2 separate regions of the Mus musculus genome follow, and region 2 is linked to region 1. A link is a loop called in an ENCODE intact Hi-C map of the cell type or tissue named here. Cell type or tissue: heart. All regions are shown on one strand. Links, peaks and the distances in the headings refer to the core of each region. The heading gives the core; the rest is flanking DNA.

Region 1 (8,334 bases), core at 9-8,008:
AGTTCCCTGCTCCCTGGAGGCATTCGGGAGGACTTTGGCAGTGATATGTCTCATGTGAAGTGAAACCAAGCTGAGAGAAGATACTATCAGAGGCTCCTATACCACAGACGGTACAACTAAAGCCAACTGAGAAGCCAGTAGCAGGGCAGACAGTCCAACTGAAGCAGAACTAAGAGCTCTTCCCTGGCTCTCCCTACATTCTGGTATATACCATCAAATTCCGGGACCTCTGGGTTGCAGCATAGAAGGGTGATCTTCCATGACAACCGGGGAGAAAGACTATGCACAGCCTTAGTCAGGACCCATTACAGGGCAAGTATTGATCCCAAGTGTTTGCAAGTTTCCTGGCAAGACTAGGTGTGTAATGAACCAATTCCCAGCACTAAATTTGCATCTCGGGTCCATTTTGAAGCTAGAAAGGCCTATTCTGTGTCCTAGATATTGATCTGATGGGGGAGGGGGTAAGAGAACAGTATTGCATGAAGTGGCTCATTCAGGGCCACAGATCAAGGCTTCCTACTAAGAGAGACGCAAGTCCCAGGAAGCCCAGAGCCAGTGTTTTCCCTGGCTCCTTCGACCTTCTTTTGGGGGTGGGCTGAAGGGCTTCTCTGCTAGATTAGCCAAGTATAACCCACTATCAATGAAGGGGCCTCCAGACCCAGTCCCAGCAAGTCTCTGGGTGCTTTGACAAGAAAACCCACTTCATAAGAATTTCTGCTGACTGAGATAAGAAGCCGTGCCTGGTGACAGGCTGCGAGTGACAGGCACTGTCTGGCTAGAAGGAGATAGTTATAACAGGCGAAGAGCTGAGCAAAGGCTGGAGACTCATGGGACCTGGGCTAGCCAATCTTCACACCTCCATCTGTCTTTCATCCCGGCTTTCTTGTCAACCTGCTGAACCCCATTAGAGAAGAAAAAAAAATCAGTCAGCATTCTAGGCTGAAGGGAAATCCCACTTTTAAGATAAAATTGCCCTCGTGGCAGATGTGTATCTTGTTGACTTTCTTAAATCTCTTTCCATAAAAGAGTTCCATAGCAGCTAATCTCATAAAATAATAAAGTTATACATGACCATCAAAGGTAGAAATGCCCCTTTGGGATTACCTATTCAAAGAGGTCCAAGATAACTCCCCAGAGCCGAGCACTTTCTAAGTTAACTATTGTAACTGTGGGATGTTTCAATGTTTTCGTTGCCTGCTTTACAGAAGCCAAGCTTGGGTCAATATGCAGGGTGAGATTTGGCATGGTTTAAAACATCTCAAGAGTCAATGAGAAAAAAGGAACCTTTTTTTGAGTTCTCTGGGGAGAGACTTGAATCCTGCAGAGGTTCAACTACACATAGCTTATTCTGCTGGTAAGAAAACCAGTGAGAAGACAGATAAACAGATAAAGGGGGGAAAAAACTAATATAAGTTAGGATCTCAGGCCAGTTTTTTTCAGGGGTGGCAAGAACTTAATCCCACGAGGGCCCTTTGGGAGCTAGAGGAAATGCCCATCTTGAGATTCCCTCATGAGGGGCAAGGGAGTTGGGCTGTTTATACAGCAGCTCTCATCATATGCTGGTATAGATGCCATCTCCCTATGTGCTGGTATAGATGCCATCTCCCTATGTGCTGGTATAGATACCATCAGAACCACACGTGACTTCTTAGATAGACTTCTTTGGCTAAAAGGACCTCACCCAAAGTTTACTTTTCTCCCACTGATCCAGTTTCTTGTAGATGGCACAAAGTCATGCATAACACTTATGGGGGAGCCTCTCTATTTCTCAATTTTCCTGGGCATGGCTAATTTAGCTCAGGTCTGCAGCAAATGCACTATACCTCATAGGACTTGGGCATCATTCAATACACACCAGCCATGCTGCCTTTAATGGTACCATTAAAATAGCAACAACAATATTGGTTTCTTCTACACTCATTTCTAAGTCCTAGAAAATGGAATTTTCTGAAAGAGGATAAATTTAATTCAACAAAAATGTATGTATATGACATATGCACATTGAGACATAAATACCATGTCTAGAAATTATTCAAATCAATACATATTATTAAGGCACAGTACATTACATTAAAATACCTTCTGCTATAACACACTTATGATCAAGAATTGAAGGAATAGGGTTAGGGAAATGGCTTAGTCAATAAAAACATTTACCCAGTTGGGATTCCGAAGAGTCAAAAAACCAAGGTGCTGGAGCATCTGTAATACCAGCATGCCTACAGTGAGATAGGAGGCAGAGGCAAGAAAATCTCTCAGAAGTTTGCAAGCCACATAGTCTAGAGTCTACAGCACAATGGCAGAAACAAGAGAGACCCTGCCTTACACAAGACAGAAGACATAACCTCCTGAAAGCTATCTTCTGATCTACTTATAGCTGCACTCCTATACACATTATTACATAACACACATGTGCAAGGAGGCACACATGCACACAAGAGCACATACATGTACACACACCAAAAAATTAAAGTCTAAGTGCATAACAACAATGCTATGAGGTAAAAATAAAGAAAATTTTATGTAATGATGAATTAGGGCTCTGTCTAACCCAAGTTGATCCCTGTCCTGACCATAGTTCCCTGTTCATTCCCAAGCCCACCAGTTCAGCTGTCCCACCTCCTGAGACCCTCCCAGGCTTCAGGGGGTGTTTGGAGTCCCCTGCTTAGGTCAAGTGTCCCCAGGTCCAAATCTTAATCTCTTAGTTCACTTGCAAACTTAGGCTCTGTTGGATGCTTTCCTCGCAAACGTAGGCTTCAGGGTCTCCCAGGATGCTGCCTCTCAGAACAAGCCTCCTCCATCCCCTCCTACCCTCCTATGGGCACAGGGCCCAGCCTTGTGGAAAGCAGATTAAGGAAGACACCAACCTCTGGCCTCCATGCACACGTATATGCACACATAAGCACAAGCAAAATACACAGACATATATAATACACACAGGAGCAATACTACTTTTTCAAGTAATGAAAACTAAGATAAAAAGAAACATTATTAGTTAATTCCAGATAACCGATTATTGTTTCAGTTATTATTATTGTCTGTGTGTTTATGTGTACCTGATATATATGTGTGGGTCTCTCCCTCTCTCTGTCTGTCTCTGTCTCTGTCTCTCTCTCTCTCTCTCTCTCTCTCTCTGTGTGTGTGTGTGTGTGTGTGTGTGTGTGTGTGTGTGTGTGTGTGGTAGGAGAAATCAACTTTGTGAAGTTTGGTCTCTCCTTCCACCTTTCATGAGTTTTAGGATCCCATTCATGTGACTGAGTTTCCCTGCCAAACACCTTTACCTACTTAGGCCATCTCACCAGCACCTTTACATTTGTTAAATAATATTTGATTCACTTTGTGTTCATGTGTATATGGGTAGGGGTCCACATGTGGAAATCAAAGGACAATTGGCAGGAGTTGGTTTTCCTGTTCCACTCTGTGGATCCCGGGGATCAAACTCAGGTCTCTGAGCTTGTTGGCAGTCACATTTACCCCATGTCCCCAGCACAAGTGATTCTTAAGGCAAAAGGAGGCAGATACGTCCTACGTGCAGTGGACAACCTCTATGGTTTCATGGCTGTGTCGTGTGCCTGTGAGTTCCCACGGCAATTCCAGATGCTGAGATACTCCTGGGCACAAACTCACTGCATTCATTGCTCCTGTGGCGTTAGAACCCAGGATGAGAAGCACGGAAACCCAAGATGGAAATATACCGAGAAGGAAAAAGAGAAAACATAAAAGGGAAGCGAGGGAAACAGATAGCTGGCAGGGTGAAGAAGAAAACAGTCCCTCTAAATAGAAAAATAGCCGCAGGATATTCCCAAATACTGCTGCTTGTTACATCCACATTTTGACAAAGGAGACCATATGGTGCTGCCTGTCCAAACAGCCCTGATCTCGGCCAAGCCCTGGCTGGAGAAGTGGAACCCGCACAGTAACAACAGGCTCCCGCCACATCGATTCTGTTGATGTTGGAGCAGATTAAAGCAGATGTTTCCTGTCGGCCTGTGACTCTCTTCCCAATGAGCCCAGCAGCATTCTCTGTTCCTGCAAGCACCTCACACCACTGGATTTCCTGACCTTCATTGTTCATGTGTAAATCGCAGCGGGCGGCATACCCCAACCTCATGCCCAGCAGCTCCACATTCTGGAATCTTCTTCTTAAAATGAAAGATAATTTATAACTAGACAAAGGAGGACTTGACTAAGAAAAGTGCCTGGCAGTCTCATGGGTGGGGCTGCTGTGGGCAGCTGTGCATGGTGGCTCGAAATTACTGAACAGTTTTGGTGGAGGAAGGGTGGCATTCAAGTGTGGTCCCCAAGATCTAGAAATTGATCTGCTGACAAAGGATGCTTCCATCAAGCCCAGTAGGAGGGAATTTTGCATGCTTGACCCATGTCCCTTTCATCTTTCAGGTAGTAGCCAACAGTAGGAGAAGGCAGGGAATCTAGTATACGGTAGGTACCAGAATCAGACCAGAAATATAAGGACCACGGCTTTCAGCTCGAGAGCCGTGAAGGCTATGGCGCTTAGGTTTGCTTCCAGTTGTCATAACGTTAGGATTATGATTTAGAGATGGGATTGTCTTCAATAAATGGTTCAATAATATGGGATTCTTGAGTGAGGGAGAAAATAACAAGACAAAGGACATAAGTAATAACCTTTAAAAAAAATGCCAGATAGTATTCACTGAGTTCTTATTCCATATGGACCTCATTACTTTACGACTCCCATCTGCAAGTGATGGAGATGAATCCAGGGCCTCCTGCACGGCCAGCAAGCACCTACATTAATAATCCCATTTGAGCTCATGACAACCCAATAAAGCTGACTTTTGTTTGACAAATGAGAAAATAAGCAAAGAAAGGTTAGGTGGGGTGAAAGGTTAGGTGGGGTGAAAGGTTAGGTAGGGTAAAAGGTTAGGTGGGGTGAAAGGTTAGGTGGGGGTGAAACTTTAGGTAGGGGTGCATCTACCTGATAACGAGTAACAAGGGTCTCAGGCTCAACCTTGGAGCGATGTGAAGCTGAAGTCTGGGCTCTTGCCACCGCACTTTTGGATGTTGTCACTCCAGTGGGTGGTTTGATGCATAGTGAACTCTCTCTTCCTGACCTAGCTCATCCCATCTCACCACCACAGGGGCCACTGCTGCAGTCAGAGCACTCTACTCAAATCGAAATAAAAAGCAAAGAAGGCATGGTCCATTTTTAAGGTGTTTTTTTCCTGGGTTCCCACGACGATGCTCATAATGTAAAAGAAGATAAGACGGTTGTACCAAGTCCTGGTCACCTCAGCTCAACTTTTCTCCACTAACGAGTCGCCTGTATAGAAGGAGTGCCTTATATCCTATGTGTTGCCACTAATACCTCACTCTCTCACTAAGTCAGAAATCTGAGCCTATTTGCTGCCCTCCCAGACCAAGTGTGATGGCTTAATCTTGTCAACCTGACACACCTGGGAGGGATGACTGGCATCCATCAGATTGGCCTGAGGGGCATTTCCTTTTCCTTTTTTTTTTTTTTTATTAATTCTTTGTAAATTTTGTATCATGAACACCAATCACCACCATATCTGCCTTCTGCCCCTGCAACCTCTACCCTAAAATAAAAATAGTTAAAACTCTCTCTCTGTGGAAGCTGCAGTGTGTCACACAGTATATACTCCTTTGCCCAGCTTTACTTGTAAATGTTCACTGCAATGAGTCACTGGTCTGGCTCGAGGCCTCTGACTTCTGCTACTCTATCAATACTGGATTCTGCCTGGGGCTCCTCTCAGGTACCCTGTTGGCCTGTGTCATAGAGATCCTGCAGCTTTGGATCTGCAGGGCCAGCCCCTTCACATGCTCCAGCGTATCATAGATGGAGTAGATGCTGGGGTGGGCCAACTCAAAGCCCTGGATCTGGGCCTAGGTGGTAGCTGAGTCTTTCAACCTGCCACCTCTCCTGGACCTGCACCACCAAGGCCATCCCTCCTGCTTTGCCTGGTTGAGGGTCGGGGCCATCTCTTCTGCCTGTTGCAGCCAGCAAAGAGCAGGACCAGCTCTCTTGTGCTCACACCATCAGGGCCACCTCTCCAGCACTTCCCTGACAAGGAGTGGTCCAGCTCCACCCCTACCACCACCACCACCACCACCACCACCACTACCACCACCACCATCACTACCACCACCACCATCACCACCACCACCACTACCACCACTACCACCACCACCACCCCTTGCCCTCAGGGCCAGCTCCAATGCCCATACCATCAGAGCCAGCTCTACTGTGCTGTCCAGGCAAGATGCAGACCGGCTCGCCTCAATGCTATAACCAGTGAGGAGTGGGGACAGCTCTCCCAAATGCTGTAGCTGGTGAGGGGGCAGGGCCAGCTCTGTGAAGCCCTCAAACATCAACATGTGGCCCCAGGCAGCAGACCAGAGCAGGAACATCCACATGGCCTTTGGTGGTAACACGGGCCATGGATACTGACACAGATCCCCCACTGCTGCAGGGGCCACAGACTCAGACACGCCCCTCAGCAGCAGCACAAGGCAGGGATATCATAGCCTTAGGCGGCAGTGCAGGCGAATCGTATCAGGCTGTTTCTCCCCACCCTGTGGTCTCCAGTTCAGCCTCTCTTCATAGTGCACAAACCATTCTGCTCCTCTTTCTCTACCATCTCTTCATGACATAGTGGCTCATCTCATCATCAACACACACACACACACACACACACACACACACACACACACATGCACACACACATGCAATATGGTGTCAGGCTGGGACTTTTGCAGTGTCTTTGCTTGATTAATAATTGATGTGAGGGGCAGCCCACTGTAGGGAGTGCCACACCTTGGCAGGTGGGACTAGACTGTGTAAGAATGGAGTTGAATGAGCCGAGGAAACAAGCCAGCAAGCAATCTTCCTTCACTGCCTCTGACTGTGCTCCTACTTCCAGTGTCCTGTCCTGAGTTCCCGTCCTAACTTCCACGAGTAATAGACTCTGGCCTGGAAGTTATAAGGAGATCAACCCTTTCCTGCCTAAGTTGCTGTTGATCATGGTGTTTACCACAGCAACAGAAAGCAAACTAGACCATGCAGAGGAGAGAATTCAATAAACGTCCGTTGATGAGTAAGTGAATTTGTCACAATAAGCAAGGAACATCAAAGGGGACGGCGTTTGGAGGGGAATGCCCATAATTCTAGAATATTCTTCAATGATGAGCAAGTAATTTAAATTCGTTGTATTCTTGACAGAACTGGGACTTAGCAAGATGCCACTTCCCAGAAGAACACAGGTCCAGCTCCTCACAGGAGGGCTTCGGAAATGTTTCTCTCTTTTCTGGATTCTTTTTTTTTCTTATATAATATTTTATTAACTTTTTGAGAACTTCACAAAATGTGTTTTTTATAATTCCTGCTTTTATTCTTCTTGCTTGTTTGTAATATAGTTTTAGAGCCTCACACATGAGCACAGCATCTACCTCATGCCTGCCATTCCCTCTCCTCCCCAAGCCCCTCTCTCAAGTTCAGGATTTCTTTTGTAATTAATTTTCCATGTACATACATATGCCTTGTGTACTTATGCGCCCATGTATATATCACCTTCTGAGTCATTTAGCTTTGCGTGTGTGTACATGTGTCCAGAGCTGACCACTAGGGGTTAAACAACCTATGTCCTAACTTACTCCTGAAGGAGACTGATCTGCCCCTTATCAGGAGGCACTGACCTCCTGTAGCACTTATCTAGGGATGGGACAGCATAAGATTTCTGCTGTTCATATTGGCATGTCCACTGGTATTGTCATTATGCTGATCTTATTCAGGCATCCATGTTGCTGAGATTTCATGGGTGCAACTTTCCTGTCATATACAGAGGACACAGACATTACCCTGGTCCTTACAGTCTCTCTGCCCTGTCTTCTATGATTGTTCCTGAGACTTAGGTTCACGGGAGATGCATCATTTGGAATTGAGTGTGACATAAGACCAGGTCCTATGACAAGGTAATAACCAGCACTGCTGGGACCTCTGCTGTGCCTCTGAATCTCCAGAATTACGAGTTAAACGAACCTTTTGTCTTTATAACATTAGATGCCTCGGGTACTTTGTTGTAGGAACAACTCACCTGGAGAAAGACCACACCTGAGCATGGAGGAGCAGGGTCCACTAGGACATCGTATCAGCAGAGAATCAACTGTCCCCCTGGGGTTGCTCCTTCTAGATGTTTTAATAGGCGTAATACAGCTTTCCTTCACTGCTATGTCACAGGATGACAGTCTCTGTGCTTAGAACTAAAAGCCTTTAGCTTCCTGTGCCTGCAACACTCACTGGTCAAGCTGGTTGGCTTTCAGTGTGCTTTTTCCACA
Region 2 (8,334 bases), core at 173-8,172, 63 kb after region 1:
CAGGTAGTTCAGAGACCGACCCCCAGAGTGCTGATTGATGTGTTTCTGAATTGGGATGAGGGGGTGACAGTGAGGAGACCAAGTGGATATTCCAAAAGGTGATTCCAGCTGTAGGACAGGGAGGATGGAGCAGAAGAAAAACTGAATGTCTGGAAAAACGAATATACTGAATTAACTATGTTTGTTCTTGTTTTGGTTCCTTGAGACAGTCTCACTTCGTAGCCCAAGTTGACATCAGCCTCCCAAATGCTGGCATCAGAGGCTTGTACCCCCCACATCAGGCTTTGAAATACTCTCACTAGAAAGTAAGTTAAAGCTGAATCCACTGAACTTTGCAAACGGGCTGAATGTTCCGGTCCCACAAAATTCATACATTGAAAGCCTAAGGTGACGGTTGGAGGTAAGGCATTCTGGGAATGATTAGGTGGTGAGGATGGAGTCCTTGTGGTTGACATTTAAAGTCCTGAAGAATTAGCTAGGCCCTCCCACTTAGTGAAGCTACAGTAAGAAAGCACCATTCTGTGAGCCAGAAAATGGGCCCTCACCAGACACCAAAATAACCAGAGCCTGGACCTTGGGCCTGCAGCCTCTAGAGCTGCTTTGCAATGAGTTCTGGGGTTTATACACTAGCCAGTCCCTGGCATTGTGTTACAGTAGTAACTCAAGTGGGCTAAGCCAAGTCTTCAGAACTAATTTCCAACAAGAAAACCAGGGTAGAATGAAGAGCTGAGTGGTGCCATTAAAGGAAATGTGAAAAGCCTGGAAGAAACATTCTGCAAGGTAACTGGACTGATTCTCAGACAAGTCACCTTCATAGACACAGTCACTGATTCTCCTCAGACAAGTCACCTTCATAGACAGAGTCACTGATTCTCCTCAGACAAGTCACCTTCATAGACAGAGTCACTGATTCTCCTCAGACAAGTCACCTTCATAGACAGAGTCACTGATTCTCCTCAGACAAGTCACCTTCATAGACAGAGTCACTGATTCTCCTCAGACAAGTCACCTTCACAGACAGAGTCACTGATTCTCCTCAGACAAGTCACCTTCACAGACAGAGTCACTGATTCTCCTCAGACAAGTCACCTTCATAGACAGAGTCACTGATTCTCCTCAGACAAGTCACCTTCATAGACAGATTCACTGATTCTCCTCAGACAAGTCACCTTCATAAACAGAGTCACTGATTCTCCTCAGACAAGTCACCTTCATAGACAGAGTCACTGATTCTCCTCAGACAAGTCACCTTCATAGACAGATTCACTGATTCTCCTCAGACAAGTCACCTTCATAGACAGAGTCACTGATTCTCCTCAGACAAGTCACCTTCATAAACAGAGTCACTGATTCTCCTCAGACAAGTCACCTTCATAGACAGAGTCACTGATTCTCCTCAGACAAGTCACCTTCACAGACAGACTCACACACAGACAGGCAAGCGGGAGAGTGTTGTACAGATTAAAACTTAACCAACATTACCGAATGCAATGTTTACTCCTTGATCAGGAGAACTTGGTTTGAGTAAATCACCCATAAAAGAATTTCAAAACAACTGAGTGAACCCAACCGTTGAGTTATAACTACGTAGGGGAAGAATCTTATTTATTAAGGGATCCATACTGAAGAATTTATGGACAAATGCTATTTCTCTTAAGAAAATTTAAAACATTTAATCCCAAAACAATGGCATAAACATTATAAAATGTTTAGAGTCAAGACTATGGCTGTCAATAAATCCTGTCTTGACATTTCTGCAAGGTATAAATTTTCATGTATTATAAAATTCTTCATTTTATTTATCTTTATGTGTGTCAGATGTGGTGTGTATTGTAAGAGTGCAGACATGCACTGTTCCAACCATAATTTTTAATTTTTTACACTTATTTATTGTGTATGTATGTGGGCGCATACACATGCATACATACATATATATATGCATCTCACAATGTACATGTGACAGAGGACAACTTGCAAAAGTCAGTTCTCTCCTACCACATGAGTTCTGGGAACCAAACTCAGATTATCAAGCCTGGAAGCAGGAACTTTACCTGCTGAGCCATCTTTCTGGCTCTATACTCCTAATTTTGTCCTAGAATGTTCAAATTCCAAGTTATACAGTAGTGTAAAATATGTCAACTTGAAGTTTGTAAACTAGTAAAATATATGTAATATGTTCACCATTTAGAAATTTCATAATTCTTGTCTCCTCCAGCAATTATATTAACAAATACCAAGTACATCTTAGAAAAAAAAAAAACTTCCTTGTAAAATTAATTATCTTAGTCAGCATTCTATTGCTGTGAAGAGACATCATGGCCACAGCCATTCTCATAAAAGAAAGGATTGAACTGGGGGCTGGCTTACAGTTTCAGAGGCTGAGTCCATTATCATCATGGCGGGAGCATGGAGGTACACAGGCAGACATGGCGCTGGAGAAGTAGTAAGAACTCTACATCCTGATCCAGAGGCAGCAGATGAGAGAGGCTGGGCCTGGCATGGGCCTTTGAAACCTCAAAGCTCCACCTCCACCCCACCCCCACCCCTAAGGGTCACAATTCCTCCAATAAGGCCACACCTCCTAATCCTTTTAAAAAGTTCTACTCCCTGGTGACTAAGTATTCAACTGTATTAGCCTATGGGGGGCCATTCTTATTCAAACCACCACAGTCACTTTTCAATCAAAACCAAGTTTTTTCAGATAGAGGAATGGCAGGCCACTTGATAATCAGACTTTCCAGTTCAGAGAGGAATACATTCTAGCTTGCTACTTTTGTATCCTGGTTATGAATGTCCAGTCAGGAATCTATTATAAAGGCTTTAGAAACTCAGGTCCATCAACCCTCTCAGCCTCATGCAGCCTGTAGGTTAGAAGGCAAGTGAGTTCACATCCATTTTCAATCACACAAGGACCAATATTGCTCATTATTTTCTAGTCCTGCCAAGCTACTTTTTTTCTAGAGCCAACCATCTGACTATTCACTCCAGAACAGGTCTCCCGGAAGGTGAGAAAAAAAATGAAAAGGAGACTGGTCCAAGCCATTGCTTGAGATGAATATCAACAGTCATCTTCAATAACTATTCTGACCCACAATAAATACTGGGCAGGCTACATTCCTCTCACCGCCTGGCAAACTGGAGTGTGGAGGAGGGTGAGCGGTGTTACAGCGCTCCCAGGGCTCATTATCCTCCATCATGCCCAGGAATAGTTTTGTCAGACAAGAGGGAAAGAGTATTTGTCAATCTCTCACCAACAGAACTCCAGCCAACATTCATCAATCCCAGGTGAAGAGCCAGAGATAAATACCAGCCTGGAATCTGCTCTAAAACTCCAGGGACCATTTCCCGTGATTGCTTTTGGGGTCTTAAAAAACAAAGTAACAATAACAAAAAACTCACAAAACACCTTTTCCTCCATGCCATTCCTAAAACGCTGAGAAGAGAAAAATCACAGTAGGGAACATGAAGCATAGACGGCCCTAATGAAGAAACACTAAGGAGAAATGAAAACAGAGAGAGAGGGGTGGAATGGCCAGAATCCACAGGACAGGTAATTATCTGCTTTCACTTTTAAAGATGGACATCGGCAAGAGATTGCACTCAGGTAAAGTTTCATGGGTGTGGATCTGATCGCGTTCACCAGGCTCAAATGACTTTTGGAAACTTCCTACAGATAATTCAGAGACCCACCCCCCCCTAAAGTTTGCTAGTCACAAGTTTGGGTAACTAGATTTGGGGCTAAGCAGGGGTGGGGAGAGCAGGATGGATTTACCATTTAAGGGGGTGCTTCTGTCTGTAGGGTAGGGAAGAGGGAGCAGACAGAAAGAAACTCAAAGTCTAAGAATCAAGGTTGCAGAAAAAAACTGCAGAGGTCTTAGAAGGGAGAGAGAATGAGGATGCAGATGGGAAGGAAGAGGACCGGCTGGTCAATGCTGAAGGCATCTTGGAGGGGCGATAGGAATTGCGTTAAGAATGCTGCTGCGAGTCTCACTTACATCCTTTAGAGACCTCCTGGGAACTGAGAGCCAAGGTTGCAAAGCCCCCAAAATCATCCAAACCATTCCTGTCCCAATCAAAGTCACCACTAAAGGACCACTGGGCTAGAGTGAAGTGTTGGGGCCCAGTCTTGACAAATAGCACATGGTTCAATACTGGAGTGTGCCCACGCAGATAATTGTTAAAATTTGGCAGCTATGATTTGGAGAGAGAGGATTACGGCAATAATAATAATAATAATAATAATAATAATAATAATAATAATAATAATAAATAGAATAAAAGAATACCGGAGTGAGATTATATTGGCAGACTCGAAAAAAGTCTGTGTAGGGAGGTGGGCAATAAATCGCTTGGAGGAATACGGGACACCCAAGGCTGTGATGGAGTGGAAAATGGATGCAGAACGAATACAGCAGAAAGTACAACAGGTGCCGGAGAAGCCTAAGTTTCCAGCCCAGGGGCTTTGAGAAGAGCAGCTCCTCTAAGGCCAGTGTCCCACTGTGCCTAGTGGCTGCCAGTGCGCCCGGGTGGGAAGCTGGAAAGAGCACAGGGAGGTGACCAGGGTGTGGAGACCCCGCAAACCGGGGCGTGAGAGTCACTCACCCCATTGGCCGCAGCCATCTGCACCACGATCTCAGTAGCCGTCCTGCTGAAGTACCTGCCGTCGCTGCCCACCACCATGGTGCAACCCTGACGGTCGCGCAGGTCGATGGACGACAGCACACTCTGGATGAAGTTGGGCAGGTAGTTGCGCTGGCCCTCGAAGAGCCCTGTGGGCCGTCGCAGCCCGCCGCCACCGGTCGGCCGCTGGTCCTCATAGGGCGCCGTGGGCACCGTCAGCACTGGGATGGGGCTCCCCTCCATGGCGCCGCTGGCCGGTCCTGCCGCGGCTGCGGGAGCCTCGGGGATCTGCCGCCCTCCCGGGCCCCCGCGGTCTGGCCTTGCTCCCGGCTCCGCCTTGCGCCCTCCCCGCCCCTCTCCACCCTCCCGTCGCTACTCTCGGATTGTCCCCCTCAACGTCCCAGAGTGGAGTCTGCCTCCACCTTCAGATAGTTTTCTGCAGCCCAGCTCTTTTCCAGAGGATCGCCCAGCTGTCCTCAATTCCTTTCCCCAGCTCGCCTGACTTTGGGAGTGTCTCAAAGCCAAGCTCTAGGACCAGCTCCTGTGTCCCCAGCCACACCACACTCTTGAGTCCAGTGCCCCGACTCAGCCTTCCAGCTCCTCCAGAGGCCCACTCTCCACTAGAAGACAGCCTGGCACTGGAGTCTGAGCTAGCCAGGGGCCTAGCCCACAGCCCTCTCTCCCCACACCCTGAGTCTGCTTAGCTCAAGTGCAAGTTTCTCTCCCTAGTAAGGACAGAGAGGGAGGTGGGAGGGGGCTAAAACCTTTTGCCATCAGAGAACAGCCCTAGCCAAAAATAACCCTGGAAAGGAGAGCTGAGAATTGTTAGGCTCTGCCAGAGGTGAAACTGAAGGCTGGGCAGTGAGTGTGTGTGTGAGTGTGTGTGTGTGTGTGTGTGTGTGTGTGTGTGTGTACACTCAGCAGGAACATTTGTTGTGCAGAATCATACCCTGTCGGCCCCTTTAGTCCACAGGACCTACCCCAGCATCTACATTTGTAGCATCTCTCCAGGTGGGAGTTTTGTTTTGTTTTGTTTTGTTTTGTTTTGTTTTCATTGTTGTTGTAACTGCAACAAACACATACTTTCTTATTCTTTTCCTGCTTGTCCTTCCTACACATCTGCTTAGAAATCGGCTTCCCTCACACTGCATCTGTCCACGCTACCGAACTCTGGATAAAATACTTTCGGTAGGCGATTAAAACGCACTTAATGTCCACCAGGAATGAATGAACGAAGCCAACTGAAACAAAGGTGAGGTGCCACCTACTGTGCTTGGCCCCCTTGCCTGAAGCCTTTCTTTCTGATCCTCCTCAAATCCAAAACCAGGAAAATCTTCATATAGAGAGGAGTGAAAAGGGAGGGAATTAAAGGGGGGGGTGGGGACTGAGCTCGGCACACGGCTGTGAACCCAACCATCTACAGTGTGTGGAGAGACAGAGGACAAAGCAGAGAAAGCTTCGCAGGAGGTGTGGGACTAGAGTAATTCCCAAGATTCAATGCAATGGGAAAGGAGGGAAAGGGAGGCAGGCCAGCTTCATAAGCACCAAGGCTGGCACGTCCTTCATCCCCCGTCCTAGGTGGGCAGAGATAAGAACCCAGTCCTAGTCTCCAGGCTGGATGCTCCTGTGCTGAGCTCAGCTTCTTTACAAGGTGAGTCAAGAGAAATGGGGTGCTCTCTGACCTAGGGATGCCTCTCTGCCTTCTCTGAGTCACTAGCACCACCCCGAAGTCTTGGTGTGAAACAGGAGCACCTGTGTTGCCTTTCTTCTTCAGTATCTCCTTGCTGCTGAGACAGCACCAACCACCATCTTTACACCAAGCATACGCCAAACTCAGCAAGACCTGTGTTTCCCCAGTGAGATCCTGGGATAAAGCAACTGTTGAAAGCCGTCATCCCCATTCCATTCTTATAGGACCATAGAGCACGTTCGTGCATTGAAGACCTTGGAGGCTCTGCGGTAAAGAGCCTGCTTCAACTTCACTCTGGCATTCCAACTCTTATTTAACCTTGGGGTCCTTATCTGAGACACCAATGAACACAGATCAAAGAGTGTTCCACAGGTTGCTTTATGTCTCAGGGCCACGTCCAATGACGTCATTCTGTCTTCTCTTTTGAACCATTAACATATTAATCTTATCCATATTCCAATTAGGAACTTATCAGATTATAGGAAAGGCAGCAGGTCGAGCTGACAGAATCTAGGTGTGTTTCTGCATGCTTATAACCCCAGCCCGAGGCAGGAGGATCAGGAAGCAGGGCTTCACTGGAAGCCCTTGGAAACAGTTTGGAAAAAGATCGGATTCCGTTAGATCAGGACATGAAGCACTTTGATGAGACTATTTCTGAAATTTTAGAACGTTCATACTCCGTGTCTCTGACGTTTCTATCCAGGACGCTGGGAAATACATCAGTGCCCTTAGGGAATCACTCTTTGGGAATCACTGAATTACTTTCCCAAAGCCATAATTTTCACAACTCCATTAATTTACAATAAATGCTTTTCACATTGGGCCAAGTGCAGACAGGCATAGGAAATCAACACCTATGTTAATTTTTCTCATTGACTTCTGCTAGCCTCCAAAGACTCATGGACAGGCCCTTAAAAAGTCTAGGTATCTTGTAGCTACCTCCAAAATCAAACTGCCAGAGAACTGGATCTCTCTTAGAAATTCCTATGAGTTTATGTATTTTCTTGTGCATAGGTGTGTGGGCCACAGTGTACATTTGGAGGTCAGAGGTCAACTTCCCAGAATCTAGTCACTTCTTCTACCATGTGTGTTCTGGGATCCAACTTAGGTATCCAGTCTTGGCAGCAAGCACCTTTACCTGCTGAGCCATCTTGCTGACACCCAAAATTTCTTTTTACACTTTGAGCTGGTAACTTCTTATGCATTATTATTTACAGAGCATATATGGGTCAATAAAAATGCTTGTTCTTCATTACCATTAATTCTCTAATTTATATTATTGTACTTGATACCAGGCTAAAAGGTTAAACTTGGTCACTCAAAATCAGTAGTCTTTGATACAAAGAATAAGACCCTTTCTCTCAAGAAGGAGCTAGAGAAAGGACCCAAGGAGCTGAAGGGGTTTGCAGCCCCATAAGAGGAACAACAATATGAACTAACCAATACCCCCAAAGCTCCCTGGGACTAAACCACCAATCAAAGAAAACACATGGAGGGACTCATGGCTCTAGCTATATATGTACAGAGGATGACCTAGTCGGTCATCAATGGGAGGAGAGGCCCTTGGTCCTGTGAAGGCTCTATGCCCCAGCATAGGGGAATGCCAAGGCCAGGAATTGGGAGTAGGTGGGTTGGGGAGCAGGGGGAGGGGGGAGAGGATAGGGGATTTTCAGAGGGGAAACTAGGAAAGGGGGTAACATTTGAAATGTAAATAAAGAAAATATCTAACAAAAAATTTTTTAAAAATTTTTTAAAAAGACTCTCTTATAGCAATGTAACAATTGAGTTAGTCACTATTCTTTTAGTAATAATGTCTAAGTAATGATAATGATGGCAACAGTGATCAGACTCACTTTATAATACTAAGACCAGCAAGCCAGGCACTGCACCAACTATTTAAATAAGACCACCAACCCTAAGAGATAGGTGTGTGTGCTCAAAAGACACAGAAACTGAACATCTGAGCCTGACTGGCTCATTCAGGCTGCACGGGTAGTTGTGGATGGAGAGATAAAGCCAGGAGT

Evidence for each region. A loop is a pair of places that touch in the nucleus more often than their neighbours do. Peaks named below come from ENCODE experiments on the same cell type or tissue, not always from the same donor. Only the 100,000 strongest peaks of a DNase experiment are listed, where the experiment ranks them.
Region 2: it touches region 1 in a loop (4-fold over the local background); 2 of 42 quality-filtered maps call a loop at or near these places.

Annotation. Positions count from the first base shown.
Region 1 is chr19:24,793,850-24,802,183 of GRCm38, forward strand. The region is part of intron 6 of Pgm5 (phosphoglucomutase 5); the gene reads right to left. Among named protein-coding and RNA genes, the nearest start is that of Gm52405, 61 kb to the right of the region's middle. In heart, for the core only: no CTCF peak of the experiment used is centred there; a DNase peak (open chromatin) is centred at 4,022; H3K27ac peaks cover 3,139 bases.
Region 2 is chr19:24,856,927-24,865,260 of GRCm38, forward strand. It overlaps Pgm5 (phosphoglucomutase 5), which reads right to left and starts at 4,916. Exons shown (of 11, transcript NM_175013.2): 1 at 4,603-4,916. The coding sequence starts at 4,863. Gm52405 (a long non-coding RNA gene) reads right to left here and starts at 1,920. Exons shown (of 2, transcript XR_003952934.1): 1 at 1,410-1,920; 2 at 1-1,249. In heart, for the core only: a CTCF peak has its summit at 5,049; DNase peaks (open chromatin) are centred at 4,945 and 5,405; H3K4me3 peaks cover 2,885 bases; H3K27ac peaks cover 3,225 bases; H3K27me3 peaks cover 540 bases.